3 separate regions of the Homo sapiens genome follow, and all the other regions are linked to region 2. A link is an interaction called in ENCODE POLR2A ChIA-PET data of the cell type or tissue named here. Cell type or tissue: OCI-LY7. All regions are shown on one strand. Links, peaks and the distances in the headings refer to the core of each region. The heading gives the core; the rest is flanking DNA.

What was found. ChIA-PET counts read pairs that join two places held together with the same protein. Peaks named below come from ENCODE experiments on the same cell type or tissue, not always from the same donor. Only the 100,000 strongest peaks of a DNase experiment are listed, where the experiment ranks them.
Region 1: POLR2A ChIA-PET joins it to region 2 with 5 read pairs; 1 of 35 experiments calls an interaction of 5 or more read pairs at or near these places.
Region 3: POLR2A ChIA-PET joins it to region 2 with 6 read pairs; 3 of 35 experiments call an interaction of 5 or more read pairs at or near these places.

Annotation. Positions count from the first base shown.
Region 1 is chr1:31,391,792-31,401,848 of GRCh38, forward strand. No RefSeq gene overlaps it. Among named protein-coding and RNA genes, the nearest start is that of SERINC2, 16 kb to the right of the region's middle. RefSeq lists a silencer at 2,911-3,205. In OCI-LY7, for the core only: CTCF peaks have their summits at 3,022 (motif pointing right), 3,233, 5,003 (motif pointing right) and 5,206; DNase peaks (open chromatin) are centred at 3,080 and 5,010; H3K4me3 peaks cover 834 bases.
Region 2 is chr1:30,970,180-30,980,236 of GRCh38, forward strand. It overlaps PUM1 (pumilio RNA binding family member 1), which reads right to left. Exons shown (of 22, transcript NM_001020658.2): 9 at 9,883-9,984; 10 at 4,472-4,623. Among named protein-coding and RNA genes, the nearest start is that of SNORD103C, 7.0 kb to the left of the region's middle. In OCI-LY7, for the core only: a CTCF peak has its summit at 7,251; a DNase peak (open chromatin) is centred at 6,122; H3K27ac peaks cover 427 bases.
Region 3 is chr1:31,098,415-31,108,471 of GRCh38, forward strand. It overlaps LOC124904579 (UPF0764 protein C16orf89-like), which reads left to right and starts at 1,792. Exons shown (of 4, transcript XM_047439474.1): 1 at 1,792-1,868; 2 at 7,128-7,179; 3 at 9,208-9,291; 4 at 9,553-9,579. The coding sequence starts at 1,792. The coding sequence ends at 9,579. It also overlaps the pseudogene RPL21P22. In OCI-LY7, for the core only: no CTCF peak of the experiment used is centred there; no DNase peak of the experiment used is centred there.

The DNA.
Region 1 (10,057 bases), core at 2,603-7,602, 420 kb after region 2:
CACTTGATAGTAAATTCCATACAGCCAATTGATTCTGGCAGAATGGTTTCATTAATTTTTGCCAAACTCATATCTGTAGCCATCCTATGGTTGCAATTCAACCAAAATTTGAAATTGAATTGCATAGATACCAATCTGCTAATTATTTTCCTAATAAATTTATTGTCATTAAATGTGCTACAGGATCTACTGTTAAAATATTTTTCTTTTTTTTTTTGAGACGGAGTCTCGCTCTGTCACCCAGGCGGCAATGGCTTGATCTCGGCTCACTGCAACCTCCACCTCCCGGGTTCAAGTGATTCTCATGCCTCAGCCTCCCGAGTAGCTGGGATTATAGGCGTGCATCACCACCCCCAGCTAATTTTTTTTGTATTTTTAGTAGAGACAGGGTTTCACCATCTTGGCTAGGCTGCTCTCGAACTCCTGACCTCAAGTGATCTACCCGCCTTGTCCTCCCAAAATGCTGGGATTACAGGCGTGAGCCACTGCACCCAACCTACTGTTATAATATTTTTCACCCTTCTACAGATATATTCATTAAACAGAAACTTCTTTCAGCTTTAGCACCAGACTTGACAAACTATTAAGTTTAATTTGCACTTTTAACATTTTGTCTATCACTTTCTTTAGTCTTGAAAGTCAACAAAACAACAAATCAGTTCCTTATTTGTACCTATCAGGACTCAGACAACAATACCCCAAAATGAAGGCCTCAGAAGCAAAAGTTTTTCTTTGACCTTCTCCTGTCCTCTTGTCTTTCTGTTCCATTCTCCCCTGAGGCTAGCCATAGAAACTAGAATCTCTCTTCCCCAAGGCTAGCATCCCTTTTCCCCAAGACATTTCACGGAAAACAAACCCCTTTTCCCCCGAAGCCAGCCGTAAAACCTAAAAGCATTACTCTGGATTTTCCTCCACCTTTCTGTGTGAAAAGAAGTTATCTTACCTACCTTGACTCTAGGTCATAAGATCCTCATTCTAGAGTGGGTCCTGCCCCATATTCAGAAGGAAGGAATGAATGCTCAGAGAGGCCAGGAAGAATCCAGGCAGAAGTCCTTGCTGGGCTTCCTCACTCAGTCTATTAGCATTTGATCATAGCCTTTTCATCCAGTCATATTTCTACATGGCTGTCCATACTTTGTTGAACCTAAGCATAAAAACGAATAGTTTTCTGTTTTTCTTCAGGTCTTCATGCTGAAGGCTCCCATGTACATGTTAATAATAACTTTTGTATGCTTTGTCTCCAATTTTCTGCCTTTTGTGAGTTGATTTTTCCATGAACCTTCAGAGGGCAAAAGGGAAAATTTTCCCTGGCCCCCATATGCTGTTTACCAATTTCTGTGGTGTAAATACCCCCACTCGGCTGATTCAAGCTGCTGCCACGATGTTATGGAGCCAAGAGTTAGGAAGAGATGTGCAGAAGCACATCATTATGTCATAATTCCACTACACAGATAACAACAGATGTAGGGCTGGGTGCGGGGGCTCACGCCTGTAATCCCAGCACTTTAGGAGGCCGAGGTGGGTGGATCACTTGAGGTCAGGAGTTCGACACCAGCCTGGCCAACATGGTGAAACCCTGTCTCTACTAAAATTACAAAAATTAGCCCAGCATGGTGGTGTGCGCCTGTAATCCCAGCTACTCGGGAGGCTGAGGTAGGGGAATTGCTTGAACCTGGGAGGCAGAGGTTGTAGTGAGCTGAGATGGTGCCAGTCAGCTCCATGTAGTGAGCTGAGATGGTGCCACTCAGGCAATAGCAAGACTCTGTCTCAAAAATAAATAAATAAATAAAAATGAAAAAAAAATAAATGTAGGTAAACTCAAGAGAATAGATAATAGTGAAATATAGTAAAATAATTAGGAAGTGATGATTTTTAATATCTTTGTTTTAATATAATTTATTTAATTGTAAATGTATACAATTTAATTTTAAAATTTTTATTATGATGATATATATTTTTTGGGGACAGGGTCTCACTCTGTCATCCAGGCTGGAGTGCAGTGGCATGATCACAGCTCACTGCAGCCTTGACCTCCTGGGCTCAAGCAATCCTCCCACCTCAGCCTCCTGAGTAGCTGAGAATATAGGCATGCGCCACCGCACCCCGTTAATGTTTAAAATTTTTTGTAGAGACAGGGTCTCACTATGTTGCCCAGCCTGATATTATGATTTTTTAAGAGATGGAAGTCTCACTATTTTGCCCAGGCTGATCTGGAACTCCTGGCCTCAAGTGATCCTCCTCTCACCTCAGCCTCCCAAAGTGCTGGGATTACTGGTGTGAGCTGCTGTGCCCAGTATACAATTTAATTTTTAGCAATGACTGTTAAACAGCCCTCTTGCAAAATGCCTGAAACTTTAGCAATTTGCTCTTGCTAGCTGGTGTGAGCGGCTCTTATACACTGATGGACTTGTCCCCAGCCAAAGGCATCCCACAGGGCATTGTCAACAAAAGAGGCCCCATGATATAATATTTATAATTATAAATATTAATACTTTTTGACCCAGTCAAAATCATCTCCCAGACCTCAAGAAACTCTTCTTGGGGTCACTTGCACCTCCTCTTAATTCTCCTAAACACATTGTTGCCATTTAGACTACTGAATGTCAGAGCCAGAAGGGTCCTGAGGCCATTTGGTGCCTTCAACTTGTGAAGATGGGGAAACTGAGGCCCAGGGTAGGGCAGGGACTTGCTTAAGCTCATTAACATTGAAAACCAAGTCTTATGGCTCCCAGGTCAGGACTCATCCTATTAACTCCTTTCTTAGGGATAGGGAAGCTGGCCCAGAGAGAGGAAGGTGAGTGCAAATTCACACAGCAAACAAGCGTCAGAGCCAGAGCCTGGGGATTCTCCTCGCCCGCCCAGATCTCCTCGGAACCTTCACCTTCCTCTTGGGCCCTGGAAATGAGGCATGTGCGCGCCTCCTCCGTGCACCCAGGGCCAGGCGTTGAAGACGGAAGGGGCGATTCCTGCGGGTGTTCTTCTCGGAGCTGAGGTTGGCACGCACCAGTTTGTCCACCGGGGGGCACTACGGAGCCGAGCTAGGAGAGCGCGCGGGCTCCCGGAGCCTCCCAGCCCTGATTGATCCGCACTTGAGCCCGGCGGGAAAACAGGTGTCCCGAGAGGAGAGGAACTAGCCAGACGTCACCCTGAGAACTAGAGACAGAGCTGGCACTTGACGCGGACCTCCTGACACCAGTCAGGTGCACTCTCCCGGCGTCTAAGCGCGTCCCTCCCCCTCTTCCGGGGGCCGGGCTGCTACTTCTTTTCCTGTCAACTGGGGTCAGCGAAGGCCCTCCTGGGCCAGGCTGTGCAGAACCACAGCTCTGTCTGGCATGGCATTGCACCTCCACTGGACAGTGGCCGGTGCTGAGCGACACATGCCTCATTCCCTCTCTGTCCAGGGCCGCTCCCCACCCCGCCTTCTTCTTCTTCTTCTTCTTTTTTTTTTTGGAAACGGAGTCTTGCTCTGTCACCCAGGCTGGAGTGCAGTGGCGCGACCTCGGCTCACTGCAATCTCTGCCTCCTGGGTCCAAGCCATTCTCCTGCCTCAGCCTCCCAAGAGTACCTGGGATTACAGGCGCCCGCCACCACACCCAGCTAATTTTTGTATTTTTAGTAGAGACGGGGTTTCACCATGTTGGCCAGGCTGGTCTTGAACTCCTGACCTTGGGTGATCCGCCCATCTCGGCCTCCCAAAGTGCTGGGATTACAGGCGTGAGCCACCGCGCCCGCCCCGCCTTCTGTCATCCCGTATCAGCGCAAGTCTTTGCCGTTTACCAAACATTGTCACACCCTCTGATTACCTTCTTTTTCTGAGTAGAGAGGAAGGGTGGCGGGGGCTGGGGTTAGACCTGAGCTTCAGTCTTGGACCAGCTACTCAAACTCACCTCGTTACACAATCACTTTGTGCCTTGGTTTCCTTATTTTAAAGCAGAGATCATAGTTCTTATCTCACAGGGTTGTTGAGAGGATTAAAAGAGGTAACACAGCAAGTCCTTGGGAACTTTTCTTTTTGAGACAGGGTCTTGCTTTGTATCCCAGGCTGAAGTGCAATACCGCGATCGTGGCTCACTGCAGCCTCCACTTCCTGGCCTCAAGCAATCCTCCTGCCTCAGCCTCCATGTAGCTGGGACCACATGCGGCTCCACCATGGCTAATTTTTTATTGTTTTGTAGAGGCAGGGTTTTACTTTGTTGCCCAGGCTGGTCTCCAACTCCTGGGCTCAAGCGATCCTCCCATCTCTTCCTCCCGAAGTGCTGGGATTACAGGTGTAAGCCACCTCACCTGGCCCTTGGGAACTTTTTATCATGATTGAAACCTGCACAAGCATCGTAGGAGAGATGGAACTGCCTTCACCTTACACTGGCAGAACTGAGGCTCTGAGAGGCTCTCAGTGAGGAGTCATAAGGGAACTTTTTATTTGAGCGCCAGGTGTGATTGACTTAGGGGTATAAGAAGTAGAACTTTCTTTCTCTTCAATCCGGAGCTGTGTCTAAGCTGGGATGGGAGATAAATGTACGTGCAGCTAAGGCTTGGTAGGTCCATGTGTGTGTGTTCCCAGGCATGTTTTCTACATGGATCACCTTGCAACACCCATTGTCCTTTTTGCTCTGAGTGGCCCTTCTGGGGCTGACATCTCTCTCTCTCTGCTTCTTCTGGGCATTACTAGAAAGGCAAGAATTGTTCTGCGGAGTTGGGTTCACAGTGCGGCTCGGGGTCATTTGGTCACTGGGCTCTGGCCACCATCTGCAGAGCCAGAGGTGTCTCTGCAGTTACCATTCACTCCATCTTTCCTCCCCTGCCAGCCTCGGAAGCCTGTTGTCTGCCTAACCAACAATCTGCTTGAATTGGGAGAGAGAGAATAGCAAAAGGGAAAATACCCAGAGAGAAACAAATGAATCAATGATTTAGATACCTATTTCTGGAGTGCCTTTTATGTAGCACTGTTTTAGGCCCTGGGGTAACAGCTCTGTGCAGGCTGACACAGTCTCTTCTCCCAAAGTGACCTCCAGGGGGCAGACAGTGATTGTCATAATGCTTAATATGCATGGAGCCCTACTATGTGCAGGGCCCTGTGTCAACTCATTTACTACTTCCGACAGTGTAATGATATAAATGCTTCTGTTATCTTCATTGTATAGGCGAGGAAACAGAGGCACAGGGAGGCTCTGTATCTTGCCCAAGCTAGTAGCTAATGGAGGTAGGATTCCAATTCAGACAGTCTGAAAATTAAGCAAGGCCATGGGGTGCAGAAGGGTTGACTTCCTCAGGGAGGAAGTGGTCTTCTAGCTGAGACCTGCCTAATGAGAAGCAGCTGTGCCTAGATCTGGGGGATGAGTGTTGCAAGCAGTAAGATTACTACAGCAAGTGCAAAGGCTGAGACAAGAATGAACTTGATGTGGTCAAGAGCTGGAAAGGAAGCCTCTATGACTAGGAGGGCAGGAATGAAGAGGAGAGAATGGAAGGAGGTGAGGGGAAGGGTGGATGGACCCAGGTTGGCAATATAAAACCCTTTAAGGGGTTTGCAGCCATTGGGCTTCTTCCCTTGCTCGGGCAAGGCCAAGCCCTATGCCCATAAACCCCAAAAGGTCATTATCTTTCTGTCTCCATGGGTGGCTAGGGCATCCATTGAGGGGCTGCCCCTAATCTCCCACTGGTCCCACTGGTCCTGGGAGCCTGATGACCATCCACTTTCTGGAATGTTGGGGAGGATGCCAAGGGAGGGCCTAGGGCCCAGAGAAACCCTTTAAACTAAATGCGGGGTGGGCAGGAGGTGTTGACCCGTGAGTCAGAGGCCAGGTAGTGCAAAGGCACTTTAATTGGGGTCATTAAGATCACCAAGCTTTGATGCCCCAACCCTGAGTCAAGCCGTCCCGTTGACCCCCCTCAACTTCCTGGCCTCACTGCTTGCTACCCCCAGTGACAGGAGAAGTCCCTTTGAGGGCACTAATTAGAACTTCCTCTTCTAGATTCCAGGGCTTTCTCCCTGACTGGGGTCAGGGAAACAGCTCCTTCCAGAGATCAGCCATGGCCCCACCCCTCCCACTTCCTCCAGATTCAGGAGTTTCCACTGAGGCTGGTACAACCACAATCCCAGGGCCTCCCAGCCCTGCCCACAGTGAATTCTTGCCCATGGGGGTCATTCCCTCTACTTGGAATGCCTTTTTGACTTTTGTTTACATTGATAATTCCATCTACCTTACTCTTCAAGGAATAACAGACTCCTTCCTTTAATTCATGCCATCATTCTTTCTTTGTTTTCATCCATTCATTCATTTCATTCATAAAATTTAGGCATTCATTTGGTTCCTGCCAGGCACTGGGGATACAAGAGGGGGTGGGACTGACCCTGAGGTCAAGGGGTGTCTCATCATCTGTGGGAAGCACAAGGTAAACCAGCAGGACCTGCTACATATTTGGCAGGTCCCAGTGCAGATGAAAATGCAGAGCCCCTTGTCCAAAATGTACTATGAATTTCAAAACAGCGACAGCAGAGCATCAAACCAGTCTAGGGGCCCTTCTTAACCGTAGGGTCCCTCTGCAGAGGTCATACACCCATACAAGCTGGCCATACAAGCTGGCCCTGTAAGCAAGTGATTTCATGAGAGATGTGTGATGGAGGTGAGCCTGAAAGTCATCAGAGAGGAGGTGATGTCTGTAACTGCCAGAGCCAGGAGGAGAGAAGCCACATGGCTGTTTCTAGAAACTGCAAGTTGTCCAAACAAAAGGGCCAGGAGCAGCTGGAGTCAGGCTATGTGGGGCTTTGTGGACCAGTTAGGGAGCTGGGTCTTTATTCCCAGGCAGTAGGGAAGCATTATTAGATTTTTTTAAAAATCTAATAATTTTTAACCAAGAGCATTATTAGATTTCTTTTAAAAAATTTATTTATTTATTTATTTATTTATTTATTTATTTTTTGAGACAGAGTTCCCCTCTGTTGCCCAGACTGGAGTGGAGTGGCGCGATTTAGGCTCACTGCAACCTCCACCTTCAGGGTTCAAGCAGTTCTTCTGCCTCAGCCTCCCGAGTAGCTGGGACTACAGGCGTGTGCCACCATGCCCGGCTAATTTTTGTATTTTTAGTAGAGATGGGGTTTCACCATGAAACCAGCCAGGCTGGTTTCAAACTTCTGACCTCAAGTGATCCACTCTCCTCGGCCTCCCAGAGTGCTGGGAGTACACATGTGAGCCGCTGCGCCCGGCCAGATTTTTTTTAAAAATATCATTCTGGCACCAGATATGAAATACAAATAATAAACATATGAAAAATACAAATAATAATATATATGAATAATACAACAAATACAATGGAAAGAAGTTCAACTTCATTAGCAATTAAAAAAAATTAAAGATTAACGTGGCAAAAAGAAAAAAAAGAACAACGTAGGCAAGGCCAGGTGCCATGGCTCACGCCTGTAATTCCAGCACTCTGGGAGGCCAAGGTGGGTGGATCACTTGAGGTCAGGAGTTTGAGACCAGCCTGTTCAACATGGTGAAACTCTGTCTCTACCAAAAATATAAAAATTAGCTGGGCACGGTGGTGTGTGCCTGTAATCCCAGCTACTCGGCAGGCCGAGGCAGGAGAATCACTTGAACCTGGGAGGCGGAGGTTGCAGTGAGCTGAGATCATGCCACTGCACTCCAGCCTGGAGAACAAGAGAGAGACTTTGTCTCAAAAGAAAAAAAAAAGAACAATGTAGGCAAAATGGTGAAAAGAAAACTTTCCCACTAGCAGTGGGTCTATCAATGAGTGCAAATTTCTGGTGGCAATTTGTTTGGAAACCTCAAAAATGTGCACCCTAAGATGTTTTGGGAAGGATACTTAAGAAACTGGTGCCAGTGGTTGTTTCTGGGGAGGGGACCTGAGGGCAGGGGAAGAAAGAAACTTTACTTTTCTCTGTACACCCTTTGAAATTTTGTGCCACGTGTTTACATTTTCAATGTGTATCCCTTAACCAAATTGTTCCATCCCTATGCATTTTTCCTAAGGAAAAAAAATAATAGAGGTGCACAAATCTGTACAAGGCTGGTTATCACAGTGTCATTTATAATATCACAACATTACAAATGACTTTAATCCACATGCTACAGGCTGGCACCCTTGCCCTCAGAGGTACTGAGTTGTGTGTTAGGGTGCTCTAAGCAATATGGTAGACATGGTGCACATTCAAAGGGGGTTGGTTTTACTTGATAGCGACTAATTTAGAACAAAAACTTTATATTAAAACCAATATAGCAGGTCACACCACTAGGATGACTAAAATCAAAAAGACAGATGATGACAAGTATAGCTAAGGATGTGGAGAAATTGAAGCCCTCTTACATTGCTAGTAAGAAGTAAAATGGTGTGGTCACTTTGGAAAACCGTTTGGCAGTTCCTCAAAAAGTTAAACATTGAGCTACCATATGACCCAGTAATTCAACTCCAAGGTATATACCCAAGAGAAATGAAAACATATGTTCATATAAAAACTTGCATATGAGTGTTCATAGCAGCATTATTCATAAGAGTCAAAAAGTGGAAGCAACCTAAACGTCTAACAATTGATGAGTGGATAAACAAAGTATGGTTTATATTTGTACAATGGAATCTTGTCTGGGAAGTAAAAAGAATGAGGCACTGATACAGTGATACCTGCTACAACATGGATGAGCCTTGAAAACATTATATTAAGTGAAAGAAGACAGTCATAAAAGAAATGGCTAGAATAGGCAAATCCGTAGAGACAGGAAGTAGATGAGTGGTTGCTGGGACCTAGGAGAAGTGTGAATGAGGGGTGACTGCTAAACGAGCATGGGGTTTCCTTCTAGGGTGATGAAAATGTTCTGGAATTAGTGGTGGTGATTGCACAACCTTGTGAATGTACTAAAAACCACTGAATGGTTTCTTAACATAGGCGGATTTTATGGTATGTGAAATATATTTCAATAAAGGTGGTTTTTTTTAAATGGATATGATATGGCATAGAATTAGGGTGACCAATTGTTCTAGTTTGCCCAGTACAAAAAGTTTTCCCAGAGGCTGGGCGCAATGGCTCATGCATGTAATCCCAGCATTTTGGGATGCCGAGGCGGCCGGATCACCTGAGGTCAGGGGTTCAAGACCGACATGGCAAAACCCCATCTCTACTAAAAATACAAAATTAGCCGGGCATGGTGGTGCATGCCTGCAGTCCCAGCTACTTGGGAGGCTGAGGCAGGAGAATCACCTGAACCTGGGAGGCAGAGGCCAACATGGTGAAATCCTGTCTCTACTAAAAATACAAAATTAGCTGGGTGTAGTGGTGCATGCCTGCAGTCCCAGCTACTCAGGAGGCTGAGGCAGGAGAATCACCTGAACCTGGGAGGCAGAGGTTGCAGTGAGCCCAGGCTGGAGTGCAATGGCGCGATCTCGGCTCACTGCAGGTACTGCCTCCCAGGCTGCGCAACAAGAATGAAACTTTGTTTCAAAAAAAAAGTTTTTCCAGGACATGAGACTTTCAGTACGCAAACCAGAAAGGTCCCAGGCAAAGCAGGATGAGTTGGCCAGCCCACATAGAATGCAGACTTTACATTCATATTAATAATAACATATAAGACTTTAAAGGGATTTTCTGCTTGCAGTTCACTAGTGCTACTGCAGAGGGAACGTTTAAGAAGCACTGACTTCAATGTCCAACCACAGGAAGTAGTTTCATTGGTTCATTCATTCATTTACTCCCCATTAGAGTGCAAGCTCTATGAAAGCAAGGGCTTTTGTCTGTTTGATTCACTGCTGTCCTCCCAGGGCCTAGAATTGTGCCTGGCACCTCAGATGTTCTGTAGATGTTTGTTGAGGGGGACTGTGTGCTGGAAGCCAGCAATACATTGTTCTCTTTTGCCCCATCCTGAGTGGTCCCAGAAGTCTGGCTGAGAAGATGGCTTCTGGGTGGAGGACATCCACTGACAGCGAGTATGGGGCCATCTCAGTGCTGTTAAGAAAATATTTTAATGGCAAGGAAAAATGCTCATGATGGAATGTTATGTGAAAAAGATGGGACACAAAATTATGTAGGTAGTGTGAGTCCAGATTGTTTAAC
Region 2 (10,057 bases), core at 2,998-7,997:
TGTGTTATTTATAAAAGTTAGACATATGGTCAAGAAAATGGGTACAAATTATTCTTGGTACCAGTGGTAAAAAAAAAATGTAAAAAGAGAAGCAACACTAATAACCAATTAAATATTTGTTAAGTGAGTATAAGGTGACCAACACTGTCCACACTGGCAAGAAGGGATGTGTGGACACTTAATTTGCCCAATCTTTTACTTCTATATCAGTAATAAGTAAGAATTAACAAATGATCTTGCAGATTTGCTGGAAATATCTCAAATAATGTGTTTAAGCCACACTGCCTGATACCCAGGAGATCATCAATAACCAATAGCAAATCACTATTATCAAGATATTATATAATTTGTTTCTGACCTAAAGAACCTAACCAACTTTGTAAGAGAAAGTGTGTTTCAAACTACGTAGATAGAAGAGTCGGGGGGCTGTACAGGTGAGTTTTACCAAATACTTAGAATTTACATACCCAATAACTCAAAAGAGATCTCACTCTAGGATAAGTAAATAGCAAGCATTTTTGCCAAATACTTAGAATTTACATACCCAATAACTCAGAAGAGATCTCACTCTAGGATAAGTAAATAGCAAGCACAGAAATATGGCAAATGCTAATAGTTCAAAATTGCTGAAGATTTTAAAAAACAATGAAAGCATTGCTTTCACAGAATATAAAGAAGTAGGTTTATGTTTGATTAGGTGTTCTGTGAAAGGGCAGGTGTGGTAGAGTGGACAAGGTACCTAAAGAGGTAGTCTAAGACTATTGATGAGTCTTGTAATAAGGAAGGAAAACAGTGTTAGCTTTTTGTCCACTCTCTAGAAATCTGTCCAGTACCCCTAACTACAAATAAAAGTCCTTCAGTTATCTGCCAAAATTCATATATTTTCATTTCATCAATAGCTGTCAAATCCATGATTTTATGGAAACAAAATATACAGTTTCACAAGTAACATTTTAAAGTCTAATAAATCACAAAATGACTGAATTTATAAAAACTATCCTAGAACAGTCAGCTTGACTAGAACGCAACATATACTTTCTGATAAAATACAAGGGCCCAAAAGGCCAACAGCAAAGTTTAAAAAGAACCTCTCATTTTAATTACTATGACAAGGCAGTTTACCAAAAAAATCATATTTTCCTCAAATACTTAAAATCAGAAACTGGCACCCAAAAAAAAGGAACTAAAACAATGGCTGCTAATTAAAAACTAATGCTAAAAACTTCTTAGTAGGGTTTGACAGAACCTGTAGGGAATGACAGAAAACTGAAAAGTTAATGATTATTATGTCCATTTTATAACAAAAATATATGCATTTAGAGAAGCCATCCAACTTGCCCTAGTTGTAAGCTAGTTAACGGCAGAAGAAACACAAGATCTCAGATTTTCTTTAAGTCAAGACATCACAATATGGTCAGAAGAAAAGTTGTCAAGACAGAGGCTTATGTTCAAATCTTAACAACTTTGTATTTGTGTGACCCTGGGCACACAAATTGTATTTCCTCAATCGATTTCCTCTCAATTATGAAATTCTATTTCATAAAACAAGAAGTTGTACAACTATCATAATAAGAGAAATAGAAATTACATGTACAGCACTTAACTCTGCACAGAAAGCTTTCAATAAACAGCAATTAGTATTATTCTTGTTCACTGTATTAGACCTAATTTTAAAACATGGTAATTACTTTAGTCTTCCAAATGCATAATAATTTGGCAGCCATTTAAACAAAAAGATGATCACACAAATAAATACAGACTTATCCACAAAGAGCAGTTATTAAGAAATTTATTTGCTAGGTGCAGTGGTTCACACCTGTAACCCAGCACTCTGGGAGGCCAAGGTGGGTGGAACACTGGAGGTCAGGAGTTCGAGATCAGCCTGGACAACATGGTAAAACCCTGTCACTACCAAAAATACAAAAACTAGCCAGGTATGGTGGCACGTGCCTGTAATCCCAGCTACTAGGGAGGCTGAGGCACGAGAATTGCTTGAACCTGGGAGGCGAAGGTTGCAGTGAGCAAACTTGGCGCCACTGCACTCCAGGCTGGAAGACAGAGCAAGATTATGTCAGAAAGAAAAGAAAAGAAGGGAAGGGAAGGGAAGGGGAGGGGAGGGGAGGGGAGGGGAGGGGAGGGGAGGGGAGGGGAGGGGAGGGGAGGGGAGGGGAGGGGAGGGGAGGGGAGGGGAGGGGAGGGGAGGGGAGGGGAGGGGAGGGGAGGGGAGGGGAGGGGAGGGGAGGGGAGGGGAGGGGAGGGGAGGGGAGGGAAGAGAAGAGAAGAGAAGAGAAGAGAAATTAATTTATTTAATAGGCCAGGCACAGTGACTCATGCCTGCAATCCCAGCACTTTGGGAGGCCGAGGGGGGTGGATCACTGAAGGTCAAGAGTTCGAGATCAGTCTGGCCACCATGGTGAAATCCCATCTCTACTAAAAATACAAAAATTAGCCAGGTGTGGCGGCACACACCTGTAATCCCAGCTACTCAGGAGGCTGAGGCAGAAGAATCACTTGAACCCAGGAGGCAGAGGTTGCAGCGAGCCAAGAGCTCACTGCACTCCAGCCTGGGCAATAGAACTAGACTCCATCTCAAAAAAAACAAACAAAAAAAGAAATTTGGCCAGGCGTGGTGGCTCAGGCCTACAATCACAGCACTTTGGGAGGCCGAGACGGGTGGATCACCTGAGGTCAGGAGTTCGAGACCAGCCTGGCCAATGTGGTGAAACCCCGTCTCTACTAAAAAGACAAAAATTAGCCAGGCGTGGTGGTGGGGGCCTGTAATCCCAGCTACTTGGGAGGCTGAGGCAGGAGAATCGCTTGAACCCTGGAGGCAGAGGTTGCAGTGAGCCAAGATTGCACCATTGCACTCCAGCCTGGGCAACAAAAGCAAAATTCCGTCTCAAAACAAATTTATTTTAACAGATCACTCATTCTGTCAACAAATTATTTACTGAATTTCCTTATATATATGGTACAAGAACTGTATCTGTTGCCAAGAAAATCATTTAATAGTGTCCAAATAACGGGGGGAATTTCAAGACCTGTTTTTTTTTTCTGTAATTGTGTGGAATCTAAAAAAAAAAAAAAAATTAAACATACACCCTCTGAGTAAGACTGATGTCAAGCAAAAAATTCTTGTTTGGATCATTTAATATATTCATATATGAGCAGGGTGTTTTGTCTCAAATGACAGCTTTTATCTGACAATGCGTATCGAAGCCTAAGTGCTGATTTTATTTGCTCCAGAAAAACTCCATTACTAGGAATTTTTTCCAAGGATAAACTTATGTAAAGGATGTTAATCAATCTCATTTAAAACACCAAAATACTGATACAAATGAAATATCAAATATAATAGACTAGTCAAAATAAAGTATCGTTTGGTGGATTTAAATGTACCTAGTAAAAATGTCATTTAAAAGAACACTAAATAACACAGTAAAGTATGAAATCAGAATGTAAAACCACGTGGACACAATAATGACAATTTTGTAAAATATTAAATAATAAGGCTAAAATAACAGATACCAAACATAATAGCATTGGTTTTCTGACATAAGGATTTAGGGTAATTTTTTTTTTCAAGTTTTCTAGTTTACCACAGTTTCTATCAATAAAGAGGTGTTATTGGCCAGGCACGGTGGTCACGCCTGTAATCCCAGCACTTTGGGAGGCCGAGGCGGGTGGATCACGAGGTCAGGAGTTTGAGACAAGCCTGACCAACATGGTGAAACCCCATTTCTACTAAAAATACAAAAATTAGCTGGGCATGGTGTAGCGTGCCTGTAATCCCAGCTACTCAGGAGGCTAAGGCAGGAGAACTGCTTGAATCCGGGATGCGGAGATTGCAGTGAGCTGAGATTGCACCACGGCATTCCAGCCTGGGCGACAGAGCTAGACTCCATCTCAAAAAAAAAAAAAAGGTGTTATTCTAGCAATCAAGGAGGAAATGACCTGTTTAAAAAAATAAAAGATGTAGTTTTGCAGTTTACCGTCCTTTCTCAACTCAAATAAAAAGCTAATGCAGATATGATAGTTTAAGATTTACATCCAATCCAATCCAATAGGTACTACAAATAAGCAGTCTAAAAATCTAGTACCCCTGCTTTAGTGTCAAGCCCCTTGCAAAACCCTGAAATGATCTGAAAGTGGTGCTTAGCAAGCAACTACAGTATGGCAGAACAAAATTTTACTGTAACTTTGAAGATCCACTTTGCCACTTGCAGCTAAGCAATTTCCCTATAGGTGAACTGGTTAGTATCGTTACCCCACCTAGGTACAATAGTGTCTAATATATAAAAGACATTCCGTAAGAGTAGTTAAATCTGAGCCTGAACTCAGACACACATATATACACACAAGAGGAAATTCATGCATTCACAGTGTTTTTCTATTAGGCGCAATATTACCTATTAATTATCCACAATACTACGATTCCCACTTAGAAGAGGTAAATTTTGTCTACATTTACCTGCTGCTGTCCTTGCTGAGCCTGTGGGGTGGTCTGTTGATTAGCTGAATTAGTTGCTGCAGCGGCAGCGGCAGCTTGCTGCTGGAAAAGACTGGCAGGGTAGACTCCCCAGGGAGTAACTCCATAATACTGGTGAGGGACCACAGCTGGGCCTAAAAATAGCAAAAGAAAGGTAAAGAAAGTCTGAACTACTGAGGCTCATCTCAGCCTTTCCAAAATTACATCTGACTCAATAGATCCTACTGTAAAATATTAACTTAAAAGTATATATTAATTTATGCTAGCTAATCATTAACTCTTTTTAAAGAATAGTAAACATTATATGAGATCCTTACACCAGTCTTCTAATATAATCCAGGCCTAGAGGAAGAAGCAGTGGGGAATGAAACATTAGAAAACTAAAAGGGGGAATCACTGATAGAAGGGGTTCAATTTAATAACAGATGGAGGATGTAGCATAGAGACAATATCTGTTGGTAGAAGGGAGTAAATGGAGGGTTTGCGTGCTTAAAGTGATGGAATAGAACAAAAGGTTAGGATGTATCCTATGTTCAATGATAAGAATGGCACCTAAGGTGATTTAACGGAGTGCTGTTGTTTCATTAACTCCAGAAAAAGAACATCTATCAGTCTGACAACAAAACCTAGACACTCAACTGAACCTCCACTGCAACTTCAAAGTTGCTGTTACTGTTTGTTTTTTTTGTTTTTTTGTTTTTTGAGACAGGGTCTCTCTGTCACCCAGGCTGGAATGCAATGAGGCAATCTCAGCTCACTGCAACCCTGACCTCCCCGGCTTAAGTGATCCTCCCACCTCAGCCTCCCTAATACCTGGGATTACAGATGCATGCCACTATACCTGACTAATTTTTTTTTTTTTTTTTTTTTTTTTGGTAGAGGTCTGTGTTGCCCCAGGCTGGTGTCAAACTCCTGGGCTCAAGCGATCCATCTGCCTTGGCCTCCCATATTGCTGGGACTTTAGGCTTGAGCCACCAGGCCTGGCCCCTATTTCTATTTTTAAAGTCACAAAGGCATTCAACACAACTACATTCAGACACTGATATGTGAAATTTTAAATTTAAGTCAACGTTGAACACAAATAGAAACAAAAAATACAACACCTTGACTTGTTACAGACCTGTTGAGAACCTTAAACAAAATTAAGCATTCTCTGTAACCCCAGCATTACGGGAGGCCAAGTTGGGTGGATCACTTTGAGGTCAGGAGTTCGAGACCAGCCTGGCCAACATGGTGAAACCCCATCTCTACTAAAAAAATATATAAAAAATTAGCCGGACGTGGTGGCAGATGCCTGTAATCCCAGCTACTCGGAAGGCTGAGGCAGGAGAACTGCTTGAACCCAGGAGGCAGAGGTTACAGTGAGCCAAGATTGTACCACTGCACTCCAGCCTGGGCAACAGAGCAAAGAGTGTGTCTCCAAAAAAAAAAAAAAAAATTAAGCATTCTGCTTTAATCCAAATTATCTGTTCATTTTCCTTGGCAACAAAGTACAGCTGCAGTCGGCCACATAAAGTACACAACAGAGATATAACAAAATTATGCAGATATCAACCCAAGTGTGGCAGAAATCTAATTATAGAATTCTATGACGAAGCTGGTAGCAAGAAACACCAAAGACACATTTGCTAACCAGGAAATGGGCTCAAAGTCAATTCTTCAAATCTGCTGAAACATATCTCCAAGTTGAACTTCCTTAAAGCAGAGAGTTAAATATTTCCAACTTGATTCATTAACAGTAACCAAACCTTCCTTACACTGACTGAAGTTCTGAAGAGCTGTTTCAAATATTACAGCTACTCTGATGCTACAGCTAATTCTGGAGAAACACATAATTCATTAAGCCAAAATAAATAGACACATATTCTTGTTTCCCCCATTTTAAGCTTCCAAAACACAAATAAGTCAAATTGTACCACTGCCCAATATAAATATGTTTTGACATTTCTAATTTGGTGTTTTCTATACCTGTGGGCTTAGAAAAGATTAAGAAGCTGTTTACAAGCAAGGGTGCACACTGAAACACTATACCTGGGTACAGAATAAAGGTGTTGCTAAGAAAAGCTGTTACACTATGAACTATTTTACTATAAGAAGAAAAGGGGTTAAAACATTTTTTAATTTGTCAGAAACTGAACGGCCTAAAAGCCATGTATTCAAGTTTAAAAAAAAAAAAAAGAGTGATAGAGCCTCATACTCATTTGATTAGTGTTTATAAAGCAGGGTGGTCTTGGGCAGTTAAAGAAATAAATAAGAGAAAAAACACACAAAAAAGACCCTAACTGTGCCTTAGTTTCCTCACCTGTAAAAATGGGTAAACAGGTAGAGTGTTCCTTAACCAGAGTGCTTGAGACCAGAAGTGTTACCGATTTCAGATTGTAGACTATGTGTGTGTCCAAGAGTTATCTTGGGGATGTGACCCAAGTCTAAACACAAAGTTCATTTACGTTTCATATATGCCTTATACACATAGCCTGGGGGTAATTTTACTTTTCCTTTGGGGATGCTGAATAGATGAACTGTGTGTTATGTGCCTGTGGTTTTGACTATGACCCATCACATGAGATCAAGGTCAAGTGTGGAATTTTCCACTTATGGTGTCATGTTACTACTCAAAAAGATTTTGAATTTTCAGATTAGGGATGCTCAACCTGTAATACATGTTGGGAGTACAGCCGTATCTACCTTGAATGAGTGGTTGCAACCTGCAATAATAGTCCCAACGCTCTCCCAAAAGCCAACAAAAGCGAGCCTCTACTGGGCAAGGACTGCTATTACCATTAACATCTGCATTACTCTCTAAATTTTCTCAACTGGCATTTCTACTACTATACGCTGGTCACATGGCCTAAGGTTAAATTTAGGAAAACATCCCAGGGCAAATCAACTGAGCTTGGCACATCAGGATGCCCACTTCAATTCCTGTGTGACTGACACCCTCAAAGAATACACATTTTCATAGTTTTAACAGTTAACATTTCCTGTTATTTGTGAAAGTATTAACTCATTTTCACCCTGGCTCAACTGACATATACAAAAAACAAGATTCTGATCACCGAACTACCATCTCAGTGACAGCAGCAGTGTCAACCCTAAGACCAGTTCTTTGTTTCAAGTAACATAAATTAGTAAAGACTTCTAAAGAAAGTACAGAAAAGACAATTCAAGACAGACAGCACAGGCATTCTATATACTATAGTGAAGCATACGCATGAGCTTTGGAGTTAAACCTGGTTCAAACCCCAACTCTACAACATTTAAATTGTGTGACTTCAAATGAGACAGTTCTCTCTAGGTTGGGCGCAGTGGCTCACAACTGTAATCCCAGCACTCTGGGAGGCCAAGGAGGGTGGATCACTTTAAGTCAGGAGTTTGAGACCAGCCTGGCAAACATGGCAAAACCCCATCTCTACTAAAAATACAAAAATTAGCCAGGCGTGGTGGTGGGTGCCTGTAGTCCCAGTTATTCAGGAGGTTGAGGTAGGAGAATCAATCACTTGAACCCAAGAGGCAGAGACTGCAGTGAGCCGAGATCGCACCACTGAACTCCAGCCTGGGCGAGAGAGCAAGACTCAGTCTCAAAAAAACAAAAAACAACAAATAAGGCAGCTGTCTGAGCCACAAATTTCTAATCTCTAAAATCATCATCTGAAAAATCATATGAAAGAAAAGCATTCAGGACAATGCCTGACAAAAGTTAAGTGCTCAATAAATATTAATGATGGTTAGCAGAGATCATTCTCCTACGAAGAGCTTTCTGTTTTCCCCCAAAAGGGGGATGACCACGGACAGCCAGATGACCCTATGTTAACTATCTTCCCATCATAACCATGCCAAAATGTAAACAATTTTTTAAAAAATCTAAGAAATGCTAGGCTACATTTAAGTTCATAATTGCAAATTACATGTTACATAATAAGTAGTAAAATTTCGAAGTAATATTTAGTCATGATGAACTTGACTTGGAGGGATCTTCCCCCAGTGAATATCTAAACTGGAAGACATTTTGTTTGTCCTAATGTTGAATTCAACCCATCATACATTTATGGTCCCATCACGGTGACGGTAACTGTGCAACACACAGTCAAATAACAAAGATGCCTGTCTTTTAAAAATCTAGTCTCAAGGGAAAGAAAAAAACACTCATAGGCTGGGCACAGTGGCTCATGCCTGGAATGCCAGCACTTTGGGAGGCCAAGGGAGGAGGACTGCTTGAGCCCGAGAATTTGACACAACACCAGCCTAGGCAACGCTGGCGAGACCACCCCATCTCTCCAAAAATTTAACAATTAGCTAAGTGTGGTGATGCACAGTAGCCCTAGCTACTCAGGAGGCTGACGCAGGAGAATCCAGTGGGCCCAGGAATTCAAGGTTACAGTGAACTGTATTCACGCCACTGCATCCCATCCTCGGCAACAGAGTGAGATCCTGTCTCCAAAAAAAAAAAAGAGAGAGAGAGAAAGAAAGAGAAAAAAAAAAAGAGGGGAAAAAACTCATGTATACATCCCACAAGCAAATAAAAACAGTGCAGTAATTAGCCAACTAGGGCACTTCACAGGCAAAGAATGGGAAAAAGAGCTTACTACAGAAGACCACAGTGACCAAAGACAGGGGCCTAAACCAATGCAGTATCTGCAGCAAACTAAAATCAGATCTGTACTGCTACAATGTATGGTGTTAGCCAATGGCAGTCAACTAGGAAGGGAATTGGGTGGTACATATGTAGAGACCTGTATGTATGAGGCATGGTGATAGAGCCCTATATACTGTGGGTCCCAACCCTAGCTAACCCACAGAATTATCTGGAAGCTCCTTAAAAATACTGATTCCAAGGAACAAAACACCACCACCCCCACCCCGACTCCAAGTAAGTTGTAATGATCAGCCATGTTTGGTAATAACTGTAGTATGACATACTAGGGTAGAAAAAAGGGAAATCAATAAAAGGTTTAAGCAGAAAGATGAAGAGGTAAGATCTAAGTTTGAAATCATTTTCTTGAACAATTTAGAGGGGAAGAGGAGGTGAGAGAGGCAAGGAAATTATAAATACATTAGAGACCAGTAAAAGTACCTGAACTATATGATAGACTAGAGGTGGTAGGAGATCTGGGCAAGGGGGGAAATTCCCAAAATATAAATGAGTATCTGGTGGCTCCATGGATCAAAAACACATATGCAAGGCGTATGTGATTAATTTGCCTTTGAACATTTTCAAGTCTGAGGGGCCTATGATACAGCTACGGAGAGATATTAAGCTGGCAGGTAGATGGCATTGAAAATCTGGATAATCTCCACTGGAGACATGGATTTGGGAAAGAGTATAAAGAATGCACGCCCATCTCAAATGACTTTTCAGCAGGTGAGAAAATCCCTCATGCAGCAGAATGTCTCACCTAGTGTCGCTGCTGCAGCCAATCCAGCTGTGTAGGGGTCCGTCCCTGGGGGAGCAGCGCTGATGATGTATGGATTGGGGACAAACGCAGCGGGAGCTAAACCTGCTGAAAACATACCTGTCAGTAAAAACAAACTTGACTAAAACTGCAGCCCTATCAAATACCTACACAGTTT
Region 3 (10,057 bases), core at 2,537-7,536, 130 kb after region 2:
AACTGATGAATCTACATTGACACGTCATTACCACCTGACTCCCTGTTTTTGTAGGACCCCTGCAAGCCAAGAATGATTGTAACATTTTTAAAGGTGGGGAAAAAACTTTAAGAGTACTATTTCTTGACATTTTTCTGCAAATGATATGAAATTCAAATTTCAGTGTCCATAAATAAAGTTTTGTTGGAACACAGTCAGACCCAGTTGATTAAGTAGTGCCTGTGGCTCCTTTTGTGCCCCACAGCTGAGTTGAGTAGGTACCACCATGACCATATGGCCTACAAAGCCTTTGGGAGGCCGAAGTAGGCAGACCAGTTGAGGCCAGGAGTTCGAGACCAGCCTGGCCAACATGGTGGCCATGCTCTCCAGCCTGTGTGACAGAGGCTGGATCATAGTTCACTGCAACCTTGAACTCCCACCTTGATCCTCCCACCTCAGTCTCCCACGTAGCTGGGACCAGGCACACGCCACAGTGCCCAGACAATTTTTTTTTTTATTTTTTGAGATGGAGTTTCGTTCTTGTTGCCCAGGCTGGAGTGCAATGGTGCGATCTCGGCTCACTGCAACCTCCGCCTCCCAGGTTCAAGCGATTCTCCTGCCTCAGCCTCCCGAGTAGCTAGGATTACAGGCACGCTCCACCACGCCCAGCTAATTTTGTATTTTTAGTAGAGATGAAGTTTCTCCATGTTGGTCAGGCTGGTCTCGAACTCCTGACCTCAGGTGATCCGCCCTCCTCAGCCTCCCAAAGTACTGGGATTACAGGTGTGAGCCACTGTGCCAGCCAATTTTTTTATTTTTTGTAGAGACTGGATCTCACTTTGTTCCCCAGGCTGGTCTTGAACTCCAAGGCTTAAGTGATCCTCCTGCCTTGGCCTCACAAAATGCTGGGATTATAGGAGAGAGCCACTACACGCAGCTATGTGTTCCTGAATTTGCCAACCTCTCCCTTTGACTCTCAGGACCCAAATTCTTGGCTCTCCAATCAGGTATGTCCTCTTCCCATTCCTGCACCCCTGCCCTTGCCATTCTGGTAAATAGAAATAGGTCACGTTCTACTGAGAGGCCTCTGGAGAGTGGCAAGGCCTGCCCTACTCCCTGCCTTCCCCACAGGCTTAACTGAAGGGACCCATGATAAACCCCCAAGGGCCAAGATTTCCTCACAATTTACTTTCCATAGTCTGCATTAAGAACAAAGTTAGAGTTTTGTTTTGCATTTTCCAAAGAAAAATGCTGTTGTAATATGTAATATTCTTTTACAAATTGTTCACTCATGCGGGGAATACTGCTACACGCCCTTCCTTTCTCTCCCTTTTTCCTCCTCCCTTCCCCTGCTTTCCTTGGGCACATTTCTTGTATCTTACTTTCCCCAGGTCAGAAGCAGGCTGTTGGAGGGCCCAGTTGGCAACTTCTCCACCTGAGAGGCCCCAGAGCCTGCCCAGGGTGGACAGCAGTTAATGTTTAATGAGTGAGTGAATGAATACATTTTAAAAGGTATGAAGGCCAGGCCTGGTGCCTCACGCCTGTAATCCTAGCACTTCAGGAGGCCCAGGTGGGCAGATCACTTGAGCCTAGGAGTTCGAGACCAGCCTGGGCAGCAATAGGGAGTCCCCTGACTCTACAGATAATTTTTTTTTTGAGACGGATTCTTGCACTGTTGCCTGGGCTGGAGTGCAATGGCATGATCTCAGCTCACTGCAAACTCTGCCTCCCGGGTTCAAGTGATTCTCCTGCCTCAGCCTCCTGAGTAGCTGGGATTACAGGTGCACACCACCACACCTGGCTAATTTTTTTTTTTTTTTTTTTAAGACAGAGTCTCACTCTGTCGCCCAGGCTGGAGTCCAGTGGCACGATCTCGGCTCACTGCAAGCGTTGCCTCCCGACATCCGGCTAATTTTTTTTGCATTTTTAGTAGACACAGGGATTTACTATGTTGGCCAGACTGGTCTCAAACTCCTGACCTCATGATCCACCTGCCTCGGCCTCCCAAAGTGCTGGGATTACAGGCGTGAGCCACCGCACCTGGCCCAGATAATAAAAATTAGCCGGATATAGTGGCACATACCTCTAGTCCTAGCTACTTGGGAGGCTGAGGCAGGAGGATTGCTTGAGCCTCGGAAGTTGAGGCTGCAGTGAGCCATGATTGTGCCACTATACTCCAGCCTGGGTGACAGAGCAAGACCATGTTTCAGAAAAAAAAGGAAAAAGATAAAAAATATAAAGGAAATTGGGGAACTATGCTGTCTCCCCGGGGACCTTTCTGCTGAGTCAAGGTGGCCTCTCTGGGCAGTAGGATGAAGCCCGACTCTCTGGTCAACTCATTGTTCACGAAGTCCTTTCCCACAGCAGCTGAGGGACAAAGTCACAGTCCCTGCCCAGTCCTCTGCACCAGCCACCCCTCTGGTTTAACCTGTCCCAGGTCTTCCCCCTTGACTACACCCTCTAAATCCTAGAGTGGGGAGAGAATGAAGATGTGAGGTGACAGATGAGGTCTCTTCCCCAGCCAGAGGGTGCAGAAAGCCCCAACATAACACATGTCCTGAAACCCAAAGAGAAGACAGAAATTGTCAGCAAAGGTTAGCTAGCTCCTGAGGTCATAAGCAACCTTATTTTTATTTTGTGTTCCCAAATGTGTTGTCTGGAACATGTATACATATTACGTATTAAAGCAAAAGCAAAATCAGAATAAATATTGTCTTCCAAGTTGTCTTTGTGTGTGTTTTGGTTTTGTGGTTTATTCCTCTTTCTTTTCAGTTGGATAGAAGCCAGGCTCCTTTCTCCCAGCACACGCACAGACTCAGCACACACAGAAACCCCAGGAATTAAATGACTCTCCAAAATGATAAGTAGGAAGAAGGGGGTGGGGTAGAGAGGGAGGAAGGGGGAGAGAGGAGGCCTTTTCCCCTGACCTGGGGAGGAGCCCTAGTCCAGGAGAGGTCAGGGTGTGCAAAGGCCTCTGGGTAGGAATAGGAACAGGGCCATTGGCCAAGTGCCCTCTGCTCTGTTACTCCCAGAGCCGGCTCCTACCCTCAGGCCTGGGAGCCCGCCGTCTGCTAGTAAGGGGCTTCAGGAGTTGGGGGAGTGCAGATGAGGAGTAGCTCTCTTTTTCTCACATTCCCTCTTAAACCTCAGTTTTTTTGTTTTTTTTTTTTAAAGAAATGATTCTAAAATTAGCCAGGTGTGGTGGCATGCGCCTGTAATCCCAAATGTGTTTCTACTTGGGAGGCTGAGGTGGGAGAATTGCTTGAGCCTGGGAGGTTCAGGCTGCAGTGAGCTGAGATCAGGCCACTGCACTCCAGCTGGGGAGACAGAGGGAGACCCTGTCTCAAAAAAAAAAAAAAGAAATAATTTTTGTCCTTTTTCTATAAGCATCTTTTAAAACTTTTTTCCAGGCAGGGAGCGGTGTCTCACGCCTATAATCTCAGCACTTTGGGAGGCCGAGGTGGGCGGATAACCTGAGGTTAGGAGTTCGAGACCAGCCTGACCAACATGGAGAAACCCCATCTCTACTAAAAATACAAAATTAGCTGGGCATGGTGGCGGGTGCCTGTAATCCCAGCTACTTGGGAGGCTGAGGCAGGAGAATCTCTTGAACCCGGGAGGTGAGCCGAGATTGCGCTATTGCACTCCAGCCTGGGCAACAAGAGCGAAACTGTCTAAAAAAGAAAAAAGGCAGCATTTTGGGAGGTGGAGGTGAGAGGACAGGAGTTTGAGACCAGCCTGGCCAATGTGATGAAACCCCATCTCTATTAAAAACACAAAAATTAGCCGGGTGTGGTGGTGCACACCTGTAATCCCAGCTACTCGGGAGGCTGAGGCAGGAGAATTGCTTGAACCTGGGAGGCGGAGGTTGCAGTGAGCTGAGATCATGCCACTGCACTCCAGCCTGGTGCCAGAGCAAGACCCTGTATCAAAAAAAAAAAAAAAAAAGAACTTTAAAATAAATAAATAAATAAATAAATAAATAAATAAATAAATAAATGATTTGCACAGCAACTTTGTGAACAGAGCCCCCTTCCCTTTCATTTTCTGCCTGACTACCCACAACAGAGTCCCGGGTGGGGGTGGGAGGGTCAGGGATGGGCTGTGGCGTCTGCATGCAGGCTTGCCTCCACTGGCCTGAATCTCAGCAGGAAGAAGCAGCTCTTCCCTCAGGCCAAGCAGGAAATGATTCTCCCACAAAACACCTGACCCTGAGACCTTCCCAGGGAGTTGCACAAATTCGTTTTATAACCAGCAAAGCAATTCTGAGGGTTTTAGAGTGGGAAGGGCTTGCTCCTAGTTCTCCTAAGACTGTCTACTGTTTAATTACGAAAGCCACTGTTGTGCTCAACAGCTGAGGAAACACAGGAAGGATCAAGAAGTGAACTTTCCCTGACTCCACCTCCCCATACTGCCTCAGAGACCCAGGAACAGGCTGTCCCCCAGAAAGGGATGCCTGGGAGGACTGAGCAGGCACTGACCGCTCATGCTAGGGAACCAGGCCAGTGAATGCAGCTTTGAATCTACGCTGGATCACCTCCATGTCCTCATCTGTAAAATCATGCCAGGCACGTCACATGCTTGGTACACATTCATTCATTGCATTTGGGCCACAACCCTATGAGGGAGGTGTTATTATCATCTTTGTTTTACCGAGAAACCTAAGGCACAGAGAGGGTAAGAATGTTACTGGGCCAGGTGCAGTGGTTCATGCCTGTAATCCCAGCACTTTGGGAGGCTGAGGCTGAGCCTGGAGTATCGCTTGAGCCCAGGAGTTCAAGACCAGCTTGGGCAACATAGTGAGACCCCCATTTCTACAAAAAGTAGAAAAATTAGCTGGGCTGTTGCACGAGACTGTGGTCCCAGCCACTTGGGAGGCTGAACAGGAGGATGAGGATCACTTGAGCCCAGGAGGTAGAGGCTGCAGGGAGCCATGATGGTGCCACTGCACTCCAGCCCCAGTGAGAGTGAGACCATGTCTCAAAAAAAAAAAAAAGTTACTAAGGCCATATATCTTGTGCATGTATACCTGAAATTTGAGACCAGGCAACCGGGTACCACTAGGCTGTACTGCTCCTATGAGGAGCACACACTTACCTGTACCTGTCTCAGAGAATCTCTTCGAATTAAAGGAGATAATGCACGTAAGGTGCTCTGAACAGAGTCTGGGACTTAGTACTCTCAGTAAACACAAGTCCAACATCATCATCATCATCAATAGTCTTACCTATTCAGAATTCTTTATTATTATTATTGTTATAGAAAGGGTCTCACTGTGTCACCCAGGCTGGAGTGCAGTGGCATGTTCATAGCTCACTGCAGCCTCAAACTCCTGGGCTCAAGCTATCCTCCCATCCCAGCCTCCCAAAGTGCTAGGATTACACCAAACCTGGCCCAGTCAGAATTCTGAAGCAGTCGCACTCCTGGTCCTGGCTGCACAAACATGGTGGAAACTTATATGCTTAAAAAAAAAATTGTACTGGGGCCGGGCACGGTGGCTCATGCCTATAATCCCAGCACTTTGGGAGGCCGAGGCAGGCAGATCACGAGGTCAAGAGTTCGAGACCAGCTTGGCCAACATGGCGAAACCCTGTGTCTACTAAAAATACAAAATTTAGCCTGGCATGGTGGTGGGCACCTGTAATCCCAGCTACTCAGGAGGCTGAGGCAGGAGAATCGCTTGAACCCGGGAGACAGAAGTTGCAGTGAGCCAAGATCACACCACTGTACTCTAGCCTGGGCGACAGAGTGAGACTCCGTCTCAAAAAAAACAAAACAAAACAAAAAAACCAAATTGCTTTTAGTGGTTATTGCCAAGCAGGGTTGTAGGGGAAACTCATTTTCATAGACCTCTATAATCATAACTATTTTATATAGTAATCATGTATTATTTTGTAATTAGAAAAATATGCATAGATAGGCCAGGTGCAGTGGCTCATGCCTATAATCCTAGCATTTAGGCCGAGGCAGGCAGATCACTTCAGGTCAGGAAGTCGAGACCAGCCTGGCCAAAATGGTGAAACCCCTTCTCTACTAAAAATACAAAAATTAGCAGGGTGTGATGGCATGCGCCTGTAATCCCAGCTACTCAGGAGGCTGAGGCAGGAGAATCACTTGAACCCAGGAGGCGGAGGTTGCAGCGAGATCGCACCATTGCACTCCAGCCTAGGAGACAGAGTGAGACTCCATCTAAAAAAGAAAAAAGAAAGAAAAAGAAAAAATAATAATATGCATAGATGAAGACATAATATATAAATGCCAAGTGCATGTACTGAGCACTCAGTTCACTTGTTTGTGTATGTTTCTTTCTTTTCTTTTCTTTTTTTTTTTTTTTTTGAGACAGTCTCTCTCTGTCACCCAGGCTGGAGTGCAGTGGCAAGATCTCAGCTTACTGCAACCTCCGCCTCCCAGGTTCAAACAGTTCTTCTGCCTCAGCCTCCCTCATAGCTGGAATCACAGGTGCCCGCCACCTTGCTCAGTTTTTTTTTGTATTTTTAATAGAGATGAGGTTTTACCATGTTGGCCAGGCTGGTCTCGAACTCCTGACCTCAGGTGATCTGCCCAGCTTGGCCTCCCAAGCTGCTGGGGTTACAGGCGTGAGCCACCGCACCCAGCCCCTCTGTTTGCTTTTTTTTCTTTTTTGTATTTTTAGTAGAGACAGGACTTTGCCATGTTGGCCAGGCTGGTCTCTAACTCCTGGCCTCAAGTGGTTCACCGGCCTCGGCCTCCCAAAGTTCTGGGATTATAGGTGTGAGCCACCATGCCTGGCTTGTTCATGTGTTTCTCTCTCTCTCTCTCTTTCTTTTTTTTCTTTTTGAGACAGAGTTTTGTTCTTGTTGCCCAGGCTAGAGTGCAGTGGCGGGATCTCGGCTCACTGCAACCTCCGCTTCCCGGGTTCAAGTGATTCTCTTGCCTCAGTGTCCTGAGTAGCTGGGATTATGGGTGCCCACCACCATGCCCGGACACTTTTTTTGTATTTTTAGAAGAGACGGGGTTTTGCCATGTTGGCCAGGCTGGTCTCAAACTCCCGACCTCAGGTGATCCACCCGCCTCAACCTCCCAAAGTGCTGTGATTACAGGCATAAGCCACCGCGGCCAGCCCATGTATGTTTCTATTCACCATTTATGGAGCATCTATTGGCTACCAGGCCTTGGCTACAGGAACTGCCATGTGGCGTCAGAACCCTGAAGAAGTTCCCAGTGTGATTCACTGGATGGGGTGGGAAGAATCTTCTATCTGCTATGGTAGGAACAGAGGGCTGTGTGCAGGTGACAGGCCAGGCCTGGAATGTGAACCTCTAATTCCCCATCAAGTGTGATAGAAGATGCTGAGTGCGGTGGCTCACGCCTGTAATCCCAGCACTTTAGGAAACCAAGGCAGGCGGATTGCTCGAGCTCAGGAGTTGAAGACTGGCCCAGGCAACATGGCAAAACCTCATCTCTACACAAAATACAAAAATTAGTCAGGCATGGTGACTCGTGCCCGTGGTCCCAGCTATTTGTGGGGCTGAGATGGGAGGATCGCTTGAACCCAGGAGGTCCAGGCTATGGTGAACTGTGGAAGCACCACAGCACTCCAGTCTGGACGACAAAGTGAGACCCTGTCTCAAAAAAAAAAAAAAAAAAAAAAGAGGTGTGATAGAAATACTGAAAGAAGCAGGCTCTCAGAACAAAGGTTAGGTTTTTGGTTTTTGTTTTATGTTTCTTTTTGAGACAGAATCTCACTCTATTGCTGAGGCTGGAGTGCAGTGACATGTTCATAGCTCACTGCATCCTCAAACTCCTGGCCTCAAGTGATTCTCCCACCCCAGCCTCCCAAAGTGCTGGGATTATACCACACGTGCCCCAGTCAGAATTCCAAAGCAATCACACTCCTGGCCTTGGCTACACAAATATGGTGGCACCTTATATGCTTAAAAAAATTGTACCAGGCCGGGCGCAGTGGCTCACGCCTGTAATCCCAACATTTTGGGAGGCCGAGGGGAGTTGATCACCTGAGGTCAGGAGTTCGAGACCAGTCTGGCCAAAGTGGCAAAACCCCGTCTCTACTAAATATACAAAAAATTAGCCAGGCATGGTGAGGGGCACCTGTAATCCCAGCTACTTGGGAGGCTGAGGCAGGAGAATTGCTTAAACCTGGGAGGCGGAGGTTGCAGTGAGCTGAGATCATGCCATTGCACTCCAGCCTGGGCAACAGATCAACACCTTGTCTCAAAAAAAAAAAAAAAAAAAAAAAAAAGAAGGCCAGGAGCAGTGGCTTACGCCTGTAATCTCAGCACTTTGGGAGGCCAAGGCAGGCACATCATGAGGTCAGGAATTCAAGACCAGCCTGGCCAACATGGTGAAATCCCATCTCTACTAAAAATACAAAAATTAGCCAGGTGTGGTGGCGGGCGCTCATAATCCCAACTAATTGAGAGGCTGAGGCAGGAGAATCGCTTGAACCTGGGAGACGGAGGCAGTGAGCCTAGATCGTGCCATTGCACTCCAGCCTGGGCGACAAGAGCAAGACTCCGTCTCAAAAACGAAAAAAAAAAAAAAAAAAGAAGAAGAGGAAGAGCAAGAAGAAGAAGAAGAAGGAGAAGAGGAAGAAGAGGAGAACACTGGGGGAAAAGGAGAGAAGTACAGAATAGGAAAACAAAACTAGACTCTGGTGATTTAGGCAATCTGCTGAGTTTTTCTCCTTGGTTCTTATGTTTTATTTTTTTCTTTCTTATTTCTATTTATTTATTTATTTATTTATTTATTTATTTTGAGATGGAGTCTCACTCTTCCAGACTGGAGTACAGTGGCATGATCTCTGCTCACTGCAACCTCTGCCTCCCGGGTTCAAGCGATTCTTGTGCCTCCGCCTTCCCTGTAGCACCTGCCACAGCTTGCCCCAGCTAATTTTTTTTTTTTTTTTTTTTTGAGAAAGAGCTTTATTCTGTCACCCAGGCTGGAGTGCAGTGGTGCGATCTTGGCTCACTGCAAACTCCACCTCCCAGGTCAAGCAATTCTCCTATATCTGGAGTAGCTGGGACTACAGGCGTGCACCACCACACCTGGCTAATTTTTGTATATGGATATAATTTTTGTATACTCTTTGTACTTATCATTCTGTTGTATTGGAAATAACTTGTTACCAGTTTGGTGCCTTTGATAATTTTTTTTTTTTTTTGAGAAGGAGTCTTGCTCTGTTGCCCAGGTTGGAGTGTCGCCCAGGCTGGCTCACTGCAAGCTCCACCTCCTGGGTTCACACCATTCTCCTGCCTCAGCCTCCTGAGTAGCTGGGATTACGGGCGCCCGCCACCACGCCCGGCTAATTTTTTTGTATTTTTAGTAGAGACGGGGTTTCACCGAGTTAGCAAGCATGGTCTTGATCTCCGGACGTGATCTGCCCGCCTCGGCCTCCCAAAGTGCTGGGATTACAGGCGTGAGCCACCACACCCGGCCCAGTTTGGTGCCTCTGAAAGAAGAAAGGGAAGTAATCTATGTAAATAAATATATACTTAAAATGGTGACTGGGGAAAACAAACAAAAGAAATATATACAAATGCCATGTCCTGCGTTTGCATGAGGTTTGTTTCACAGCAAAGTAGTTACGCTTGCAAACTCTAAACTCCTGGGATCAGACATTTGGGCTGAATTGTATTTGCTTATTATAATAGCATTTCTCACTATTTACCAACCTCCATTTTCATTTCCTTTTTTTTTTTCTTTTTAACAGCCCAGAGGTCTTTTTTTTTTTCTTTTTCTTTTTAACACCTATTATGCCATGAATTCATGGGGAATAGGTTCCAGCAGCTCAGGCTCCTTCCCACTGGTTCTCACAAAGTGCGTTTCTCTGGGTGGAACAGGCTGGCGCTTCAGTCGAACCCAGGTACCTTTCTCTTTGGCTTCTTTCTTTTTCTGATCATTTTCCTTCATGCACTTCAGGAAGCTATCCTGACTCTTAGAATGCTTAATATGCTCAATACGCACATCAATTCTCCGGCAAGAATCTTGCCCTTAACTTGTTTGTTTACAACAATGCCAACAGGACGCTGAGGAACATTGTAGACTCTTCCAGTTTAGACATGGTAACACTGTGGGGCAT